2 separate regions of the Homo sapiens genome follow, and region 2 is linked to region 1. A link is an interaction called in ENCODE POLR2A ChIA-PET data of the cell type or tissue named here. Cell type or tissue: PC-3. All regions are shown on one strand. Each heading gives the region's core, and the rest is flanking DNA. Links, peaks and the distances in the headings are about the cores only.

The links. ChIA-PET counts read pairs that join two places held together with the same protein. Peaks named below come from ENCODE experiments on the same cell type or tissue, not always from the same donor. Only the 100,000 strongest peaks of a DNase experiment are listed, where the experiment ranks them.
Region 2: POLR2A ChIA-PET joins it to region 1 with 14 read pairs; 2 of 35 experiments call an interaction of 5 or more read pairs at or near these places.

What each region holds. Positions count from the first base shown.
Region 1 is chr10:69,862,994-69,868,362 of GRCh38, reverse strand. It overlaps COL13A1 (collagen type XIII alpha 1 chain), which reads right to left. Exons shown (of 41, transcript NM_001368882.1): 3 at 558-565. Among named protein-coding and RNA genes, the nearest start is that of COL13A1, 64 kb to the right of the region's middle. RefSeq lists enhancers at 1-522, 523-1,506. In PC-3, for the core only: no CTCF peak of the experiment used is centred there; DNase peaks (open chromatin) are centred at 2,722, 3,432, 3,792 and 4,552; H3K4me3 peaks cover 882 bases; H3K27ac peaks cover 5,000 bases.
Region 2 is chr10:69,435,558-69,440,926 of GRCh38, reverse strand. No RefSeq gene overlaps it. Among named protein-coding and RNA genes, the nearest start is that of TSPAN15, 13 kb to the left of the region's middle. In PC-3, for the core only: a CTCF peak has its summit at 2,369; DNase peaks (open chromatin) are centred at 546, 986, 1,416, 2,186 and 2 weaker places; H3K4me3 peaks cover 2,644 bases; H3K27ac peaks cover 3,803 bases.

The DNA of each region.
Region 1 (5,369 bases), core at 74-5,073:
CCCAGTCTAACCGGCTGACACCGCTCTCTCTTACATAACCATTGCCGCCGCCACCACCACCACCTGCCCAAAGTGGCCAGAATGGAGCTGCCCCACTCAGGGGTGTGGATGTGAGTCCCCTGGAGCAGACCATGCTTGCAGCCAGCTCGATGACCTGTTTTCTGGGACCTTTCAAGGGGCAGAACTGAGGAGAGATGATTTCTTTTCTTCTAATACCTGGTGCTTTTTTTTTTTTTTTTTTTTGACTCCAATAGCTTCTTTGGGGACAAAGGAACTGAGCTAATTAGAGGGAAAGCCACTCTTTCATATTGAAATTTGGGGCCTGCTTTGCCCTGGGGGCAGCCATTGTCTTGCCCTGGAGGGGTGCAGAAGTGGGTGAAAAGCAAAATGGTAGCCTCCTCCCCACAAGAGGCATTCTGGAGGGACCCCTCAGGAGCCTGCATAGGCCCCCAACAAGACAGCAGGGGCCCAGCTTTCAGTGCCCCCACCCAGAACCCCGTTACCAGCAGGTGACACAGGCCTTTCAGATGCACGAGACCCTCGGCTTGAGTACTTACAGGAGGTCCTGAAAGAGAGAGAGAAAATGCCTGGGTCAGTGTCATTGCTGTAGGGGGCGGTGGGGAGGCCGCCTTGGAAGCAGTGTCCAAGGATTCATCAGCGGAGGGGTTTCCATCTGGTCTTCGAAGTTTGTCTTTTCCTGGCCTACTTTCACCAATATAATCTCTTCCCCCTTTATTTCATCTCCATATTTTCATAATTGGATGAGAAATCCAGAGGTCTAGGCCCCAGGCTCAGCCCTGCTGGGGACCTGCCGGTGGCCCTTCTGCCTCAGTTTCCCACCCCACAAAACGGGCTCTACGGGACCTGCCTGAACTTGTGTACAAGGCTGCTTTGCAGAACACGGGACAGTGGGCAGCGAGGCACACTGAGAAAGGCGGAAATAACAGATCCCGTAGAGATGAGGACCGTTAGCATGCCCGTGTCCTCACTGTGCACGTCAGGGAGGGCCAGCAGGCAGGCAGGGGCGGGCGTGGATGGCCACTGTGCACCCTGCCTGAGGCCCATTGGCCCGTCCTGGTTTCTGTTTAGCAGTGAGTTAGGCACTTCACCCCTCCAGGGTCTGCCACCCACAGCCTCTTTCTCAAAGCCCCCTCTCGGGCTCCGGCCCCACCCTCCTCCATGCCTCTCTCTGTTCCTTTCTCTTTCTGGTGTCCACTCCCCACCTCCCTCCCACGGCCGCAGCAGCAGCCCTATCTCATTACTGGCAACAGCCAAGAATGACAAATTCAAGTGTTCCGAGAGGGAGAAAAAAGGAATAGGGGTGGGGAGCGGGAGGGAAGGTTTAGAAAAGCAGTCCCAGAAAGATAGGGAAGGAAAGGCGCTTCTGCGGAACATGAGCCACGAAACCCCACCCTCCCGGTGATTCCCAGCTGGGCCTGGTGTGTCTGCCCGGCCCCTAGTGCCCTGGCCACGTTAACTCAGCTGCGACTCCTGTTGCTTCTTTTATGCTCGGCCAATAAAGGCTCCTATGTTTCCCCGTGCTCCTCCCATTCCCAGAGCCGGCTTCCTTCTCTCCTCCTTTATCTGTCGGCTTCTCTGCCCTGGTCACCATCCAGGAGGAAACAGCCTCTTTCATGCTGGCCTCTGTCAAGCCATCACGTTAAGGAGGAACACAGTGTTTTAGATTAAAAGCAACAGAAAAAGTCAAGAGGTGTAGAGCCTGGGTGAGCAAGCCCCAGGCCCGGGCCTTGCATGCAGGGCCCAGAACAAGCGGGAGGGAGCACAGAGCAGGGGGAGCATCTGGGAGCCATTAGGCTGAGTGGCAGAGGAATGTCACCCAGAATCTGAAAATATCCCCTGAGCGCAGCCTGCCAGAGGGGCCAGCTTAGCTGGGAAATCTGTGCCTCCTGGCTGGGGGAGATGTCCTCTGCATGAGAAGCAGGCTGGTGACAAAATTCAGCCTGTGGCAATTTTGGGATGCTTCAGCCACATGGAGGGCAGATGCCTTGCGCCTGCCAGGCCTGACGGGGCCCTGGCTCCCACTGTGGCAGGCTCTGGTGATGCCCCCAGTGACACAGGCTAGAGCTCTGAGATGTCCCCAGTGACACAGACTGGAGCTCTGAGGGCAGCCCGGCCTGTTGTTAGCACTCTCGGCTGCATAGGTGTCACCAGATGCAGCCAGGTAGCTGGCACAAGACTCAAGGCTCAGCTGGGTAGCAGGAGGAGCAGTTTGCTGGGTGCACCCCTGGAGGATATAAATTCTACTGAAGATTTTGAGGGTTTTTACATCACCACCACTGCCACCACCATTGTCACTGCATACACCTCTATGGTCCTTATTAGGTGCCAGGCACAATTCGAGGGGTTTTCCATTATGCAATAGGTTCTATCATTCCCGCCTTGCGGATGAAGAAACTGAGGCATGGGAAGGTTGAGCGACTCCCCAGGGCCATGCAGCTAGTAAATGGTAGAGCTCTGGACCCTTCTCTACAGTGCCTCTCTCTCTGTCTCTCATTCAGAAAGCAACCTACCCCCCACCCTGCAATTGCCTGCAGACCAAGTCCTCTCCAGACCTGCCCCTGGGATGCCTGTTATGGTCAGCCTCCAGCCCCCTTCTCTAGACTCAACCCTCTCATCTGTCTTTTACAGGCACCTTTGTCTTATGCAAGGGAATTTGGCTCTTCCAAGCTCAGCCAGGCTGCCACTACCCATACCTGTCCCCTACAGGGATTTCAGAAACAGGAAAATCCTCTTTGTGAGCTAATGCTGTGCCATAGAAGGGGAAGAGCTATACAGGTGCTATAAAAGAAGACTTTCTCTCTCACACACCTTTTTTCCCCTGTTAGGGATGGTCTTCATGAGACCCACTGGAAAATCTTCAGGTGCCTTGGAAAACCCAACTCCCGTCCTGCCCCTGCCAATTTTCATCAAACAGGCCTGCATTGGGACAGCCCTGGGTTTCCAAGCAGATGCTTCCCCTGATGCTGTGTTCAATGCCTGGCAGCTCTAAGATGCTGGGGAGCTGATGGCTTTGCAAAATCTAGCAGTGCCTTGATGTCACTAGTTGCTCTCCCATGTGGGCCACTTGGCTGTGCCCATTACCCTGGCCAGGCACCAAAGGATGGAGTCACTCCAAGGCATTACCAAGTCCCCACAGTACAGATGGAGAGAGAGAGGCCCAGGGAGATTCATGACCATCCAGGGCCATGTTGTGGGCAGGTGATGGCGGTGAGACCGGCATTCAGTCTCCTGACTCCCCATCCTGGGGTCTTCCTAACAGAGCACACCATATCTCATGCTGATCCTGCTGAGGTACTGCCCGTACTACCACATTTTGAGAGAGGAGGAAGACACCTGGACTCCGCCCATGCACCTGCTGCTTCCTCAGGAGGAACCTGTTTCTTGCAGCAGGGAGAACTATGAAGATTGTCCCAGCCCCCTCAGGTGGGCTAAGCAGCCCGCAAGCAGGGCTGTCAGGAGAGGGTCACAACAGCCATCCAGGGTGGGGACATTCTGCCTGAGACCTCCCTGCTGATGTCTGTCACGCACTGCCTCAGCTTCCTGCTGAGGCCACTACCGTTCTCCGCCGGGGTTTGACCCACCTCTTCCGAGCAAGGCGGCCATGCTTCCCCAAAATGGACACATAGGGATGGACCCCCATGAAGAATTCTGGGGTAGCATTCTGGGTCGTGCCCTTTTTCAACCACTTTTTGTATGTTCGTTCATTCAACAAACACTTAACAATGCCTACTGTGTGAGTCACTGTGCTGGGCTGTGGCTCTCTAAAGATGAATAAAGTATACTCATTGTCCTCTGAGGAAGGAAAACTTCATTTTTTTAAGCATTTATTATCTACCAGGCCTGATGCAAAGCTCTGATGATACAGAGATGAATAACTCATTTCCTCCCGCTGAGAAGCCAACAGTTTCCTATGTTAGAAAGCTGGAGAAATTCCAGTGATGAGAACTAAAACAAACATGAGGGTTTAAGGGAGAAAGGTTTGCTGTAGGAGGATTCATTTTTTCATTCCTTCATTCATTCAATCGACATTTACTGAGTGCTCATTATGCGGCAGACATAGACACAGTGCTAAGCATGGTAACTATAACACCGCACTTTGTCTTTATAACAACCTTGTGAAGTTGGCATTATCACCCCTTCCATAGACTTGGAACCTGAGGCTTAGAGGTTAAGCAACCTGCCTAAGGTGGTCACCTTGCTCTTAGATGATGGCATCTGATTCTTAAGGTTAAAAAATTTTAATTTAATTTAATTTAATTTATTATTATTTTTTGAGATAGTATCTCACTCCGTTGCCCAGGCTGGAGTACAGTGGTGCAATCACGGCTCACTACAGCCTCAGCCTCCCTGGGCTCAGGCAATCTTCCCACCTCAGCCTCCCGAGTAGCTGAGACCACACACCACACCTGGCTAATTTCTGTATTTTTTGTAAGGATGGAGTTTCACTATGTTGCCCAGGCTGGTCTCAAACTCCTGAGCTCAAGCTATCTGCCTGCCTCGGGCTCCCAAAGTGCTGGGATTATACACATGAGTCACCATGCCTGGCTTAAGTTGATTGTTTAACTTTTATTTCCATATGGTAGGGCCTGGATTTGAATTTGGTCTCTCTTGCTGCAAAGCCTGTGTTCTCCTGGCTGGAGGTCATGAAGTTCTCAGGGGTGGAAGGGGCGGCTGGGCCCTCAGCCCCTTCTAAAGTGGTCAGGTAAGTCCCCTCCCCCTCGACCCTGGACTTGGTGCCACCCAGTCGCTGGATCCAGTCCTGGTCCTGGACAGGGGGCATCAAGAGTGGCAGGGTGCTCCCAAGTTCAGTGTCATCTGAACCATCTTCTGACCCTGCTTGACCGCTGGGCTCCTAGAAGCTGGGGTCCTAGCCCCCACCCATGCCTCCTGGTGCCTGCAGCTGACCACCTGCCACCAGCTCTGCCACATGCCCGACCCACCCATCTCTGCCAGGACAGGTGCTGTGCATCACGGGCTCCCCTCAGACCTTGGGTGACTAATGATATTGGTTACACTCTGCCTGCTGGAGCAGGGGTTCTCAGCTCGGGGGAATTTGGCTCCCCAGAGGATAGTTGACAATGTCTGGAGACATTTTGATTTCACGACTGGGAAGTTTCTACTGGTCTGTAGTGGGTACGGGCCAGGGATGCTGCTGAAAAGACAATGCACAGAGCCTCCTGCCACAGAGACTCATCTAGTCCACGTGTGAATCGTGCTAAGGATGAGAAACCCCATGCTGGACTAATGGCACCAGACCTGCCTCGGGGCTCCTCCCGTGCCTCAGTCCCTAGGACGCACGCCCTTACCCGTGGCCCAGGCCTCACCGACCTGTGGTTTGCCAACTCTTG
Region 2 (5,369 bases), core at 1-5,000, 430 kb after region 1:
GAAGACTCTGTCTAAAAAAAAAAAAAAAAAAAAAAAAAATGCAGTCATTCTTCTCCCATATGACTAGTTTCCCAGCCTGGACCCCAGGTGCAACTGCGCATCTTTTGGGACTTGTTCATTTTTCGGGTGTGTGTGTGTGTGTGTGTGTGTGTGTGTGTGTGTGTGTGTATGAAACCCTCAGAGAGTAGAGGCAAAATCTTCCCTCACCCTCAGAGGGAAAGCCTCAGAGACCCCCAGGGCCACTTCCCTTCCTGACAGTGCAGGGCTGGCCCTGTACTTGGCATCCGCCGTTGTAAGGTATCTGTCTTCTGGCTGGCTTTCTCTGTCAAAATTTTTTGGATTGCTTGATAGTTTATTATACCTAAAAAAAAGCTTTTAATCTTTTTGGACCCACCTAAATCAGTGCTGTGAGGCAGGGTGTGTAGCTGTTTGTATGCCCAATTACAAATGAGAAAACAGGTTAGACTATTTCCCCAGGTCATTGAGGGAATTAGCAGTAAACCAAGACTGACAGTAGTGATGATTCAAGAGGTCCCAGAGCTGGGAGGATCTTTAGACATAATTGTGTCCAACATCCACATGAGTGGATAGAGAAACTCAAGCTAAAAGGGTGGTGTATTGCTCACGGCTATATATTTAAGTTTGTGTCCTCTTCTATTTATGGGCTGTATTGCACAATAAAATGTTTTCTAAGTGAAAAATATCCTGTTTAATTTTCATGTCTATGATGATTAGTGAGGTTGAGGATATACAGTTCTGAAAATTTCCTGTTTTTATCCTTTGCACGTTTTCCAGTTGAGAGATTCTTGTAAGTAGCCAATGCCAGGTGGCTGGCAGGCTGAGAAAATGCCATTCACACCTCTTATCTCCACAGGAGAGGGGCCCTTCCAGATGAGGAGACTCCAGGCTGATCTTGCAGGGCTTTTTTTTTTTTTTTTTTGTGGGCGGGGGGGGATGTGGACAGAGTCTCTTGTCCGTCACCCAGGCTGCAGTGCAGTAGTGGTGCAATCTCACCTCACCACAAACTCCGCCTCCCAGGCTCAAGCAATCCTCCTGCTTCAGCCTTCCAAGTAGCTGGGATTACAGGCACCCACCACTACACCTGGCTAACTTTTGTATTTTTAGTAGAGACGGGGTTTTGCCATGTTGGCCAGGCTGGTCTCAAACTCCTGACCTCAGGTGATCCACCTGCCTTGGACTCCCAAAGTGCTGAGATTACAGGCATGAGCCACTGCACCGGGACATCTTGCAGAGCTTTGACAGAGGAAGAGTCTCAGAGCCATCTGCCTGCAGGGGCTGGCCTTGTTGGGGTTCAGCCAGGCATTCCGGGGAAGCAGCTGGGGAGCACTGGCTGATGGGATGTTGGACCAGGCCTGCCTGACTCACACTGGAAGAGGTTGGATGCCCCGGTGCCCGGGCATCATGCCCCGAGCAGCTCCATCTGTCATTCAGGAGGGCAGGGCAGCTGCTCTGGGAAAGGTTGGGTGCTGCTGGGGGAGGGGAGCCTCAGGGAAGTTAGCTGTGCTCCCAGGGCAGTCTGAGGGTACCAAGGATAGAGTACTAGGGGACACTGAAATGGGGTCTGGATTTGAGCCTGTGGCTATAGAGGAAGGTGGGCAAAAGAAGGGCTGGAAGGCTTTTACATTCAAAAACACACATGGATCTGCTGGTTCATGAGCAGCAGTAAAGGAACCACAGCGTCTGGCCATGTGCTGGTTGCTATGGGACGCCAGCAGCCCTTAAAGGTGGATTTCACAGTTTGCAGTTGACAAAGCACCTCCACCTCATATATTAGAGCACTTTCCAAGTGCAGATTTACTCGGAGAGTGCCCCCTTCCTTGCTGGATTGTCAGCACTGTGGGTGGAAAGAACCGTCTTACTTCCAGATGCCACCCCAGTGTCTGGGTGCCTAGGGGTGCTGGACACAGGTAGATGCTCATTAAACATGGAAGCCAGCTGTCCCCTCAGCCATGAGGGCTGACTCTCTGGCAGTCACACCTCAGACTTCTGACAGCTGAAGACTTCTGCAGAATTCAGCAGAATTCTGTCCTTCCCCAGGCTTCCCCTGAAATTCAGTCACCATTTGATGACAATCTTGTTGGGTCTCCTGGAGGCGTCAGTTCTCTGCTCCCAGACTTTCTGGCTTTCTCCTACTTCCTATATTTTCCCTCAGGGCATTTTAACTTCCTCGTTCCTGTCTACTGAGCTCAGCTCAGCGGCAGCACCTACTTTCTATCTTACACACCCAAATCCCTCTCAGCCTTGTTCAGAAAAAAACAGATGGCGCTTCATTAACAAAATATAATCTTCTGTTACAACATGTGTCGACTAAACCGTTGTTTTTCTTTCTCATGGGTCATCATAATCACTCTGTGTGGAGAAAAAGACAGGAAGGATTCTCCCAGGTTTACCCAGGAGGAGACAGTCTCAGATTTTTTGCCCAAAGTTTCTCACTCTGCCAGAGCAAACGGCCCTGAGCATTTCACAACGACTGCAGAGAAACCAAGTCAGCCTTGAATTCCTGGGGGATAGAAGTAAGGGGGCTGGGTAAAGACCACTGCTGGGGGCTGCTGAAAAATTCACTGTGGGTGCACAGTTTCACCTACTATTTAGTGGTTAGTTATAGTGCAGTGTAACTGCTGTGAGGGTACCTTGTAATTAAAGTCAGCTGGAGCTAGAGGGGTCATAGACTTCTTTTAGTAAAGGATCTAAACTCCCTCCAATTTCACTCTCTCGGGAAACCACGTCAACTGCCCCCAGAACGTCCTCTAACTTAGCATTGCTCATATGTTTTTAACATTACCTGGAAATGTATGATATACTATAGCACAATGTGCATATGAATCACGCAACTGAGCCTGAAACAAACTCGCCCTTACCATGTGATGCATTCTTTTATTTCCTATACCATCCTTTTGTCTGAACTCTATTCACAACCCACTCATCTAATTCAATCAAACTACTGACAGAATGCCTCCAGAGAAGCCTTGCTAGGCCTGTTTTGGGAAACAGGAAAGATGCACTTGGATTTACAACATCTGTTTGTACAGCAAATATGGAGGCATTAAGCAACAGTCAAACCTTTATAAATATGGCTCCAGTGATCCTGAAAGTCCCATGATGAAGCGTTAAATGCCAGTGTTCCTCACCTCCCTTACCCTGTCAGTTCACTCACTCTTTGGGTAACATAATCAGGAAGCCCTGAGGTGCACCTGAAGACCAGGAGAGCCCCTACCTCTCCAAGGACAAGAACAGGTTTGGGGCTTCTGTCTCCTGAGCGAGAGCTGAAAGGCCAGCAGAGAGAAGGCATCAGTTGGCACGGAATTTCTGGTGCCTGGAGATGACCCCACCAGCAGAACTCTTCTCGGGGAAGGGCTGCTTCTGCTGCAGGCTGTGCGTGGTCCTTGGGGGCCTGCCCTACCCACCTGACGTCTGTGGAGCAGGGGAAACGGCACTTGCTGACTGATGGATCCTAGCTGGCTGTGAGACTCTGAGGACAAGTGAGATGGAGAGAGTGAAGAAGTGACAGTTTGCCAGACCCTTCCCTCGCCATGGGCCCAGGAGAAAACAAAGTAAATGATCTTCCAGCACTTACTGGTTTTGCCCTACTCTAGAAATATCAACAGCCTTGTCCCTATGGGAACCAAGAGGAAAAAAACATGAGCAAGTAAAGAAAAATCGCACCTGTTTAAGAAGACTCGGTAACACGGAGGAGGAAGCCCCAGGTGAACTAGTAGGAAAGGCAGAAAAGAACCTCAAAGAAAAAGGAGGGAAAAGGGTATGGGAACTCTCAAGATGTGATCACAGCACACTCAAAAAGATTCTTGCAAACTAACATACATGACTTTCAAATATAGCAATTCATTAGAAGACAGTAAATGCTGGGAATTGAATCAGTGGTCTGGAAGATATTGGGAGAGAGACATCTTGCAGTATAGAGCAAAAACACAAAGAAGTGGGAATCTGAAAGGAAAGAGAAGAGACGTGGAGGCGAAATCCAAGATGAAGAAATGTAGCAGCTGCTGTTGGCTGCCTACTCAGCCCCATTTCCATCCATTCCCTTCTCTGACTCCACTATGGAGACTGGAAAAGTAAAATGTACTCGTTATCAGCTCCCCTTGCTGGATGACACAGTTCTGGCCAATGGGACATAAGCTTCCAATAAGATTTTCGCATTTTAAAAAATATAAAATGCGACCAGGTACAGTGGCTCACGCCTATAACCTGCAGCACTTTGGGAGGCCATGGCAGGCAGATCATGAGGTCAGGAGTTCAAGACCAGCCTGACCAACATGATGAAACCCTGTCTCTACTAAAAATACAAAAATTAGCCAGGTGTGGTGGCATGCGCCTGTAATCCCAGCTACTCAGGAGGCAGAGGCATGAGAATCGCTTGAACCTGAGAGGTGGAGGTTGCAGTGAGCTGAGATTGTACCACTGCACTCCAGCCTGGCCTACAGAGAGAAAGACTCCGTCTCCATAGCTCAGCCAGGGCTACGTGCTCCACAGAGCTGGTGGGAGCCAAAAACAGATGGGAGCCCCACCTCCTTCCGAGTTGGCGGGGTGGGAGCCCTGCCCTCCCAGGCACAGCTGCAGCTGCCCAGCTACAGCTGCAGACCCAAGCATCCCTGCACTCTCAGAGGCCCGGGAAGCCCCCTGCCCTGCAGGCTCTGAAGTGCCTGCTCCCACTGCCTGGCGTCTTCCTGCTCCCAGTGCCTGCTCCAATTACGGAGCAAAGTTGTGGCCAAGCCCGGGTACTCTCGTGACCCGGCTAGGTGTGCGCATGCTTGGATGGTGCTGATATGCCAGCCCCCTGCCGCCTCAGCCCCTTCCGGACTCTGGGCACAAACAAGCCTGGGAGGGAGGCTGAGGTGGGGCTGAGTGTGGCTCAGCCTGGGCCTGCTGGCCTGCCAGGCCTCGGCTGGAACAGCCTGGGTGCCATGGATGACATGTAGATGGTGGCAGGAGGCAGATAGACTCCTGGGTGGAAAGGGGCAGGTCCCTGGTGAAGCCCCACATTCAAGCCATGGACGGCCTAAAGCACAGGGCCAGGCTGTCAGTTCTGGGTAGAGTCGACAGCCCAGAGCGAGAACTTAATGGTGTTTTTTCCGGGCCCACCCATGGCCTCCCATGAAACAATCAGCACACACTTCCTCCCTTCTGAAGCCTGTAAAAACCCTGGACTCAACCAGACTCACAGAGACATCGGGACAACCTGCCTATGGATAGGAACTACCCACTCCAGGTCTCCTCTCTGCTGAGAGCTGCACTCATCGGGACAACCTGCCTGCAGAAAGGAGTTACCCACTTTAGGTCTCCTGAGAGCTGCACTATTGCTCAATAAAGCACCTCTTCACCTTGCTCACCCT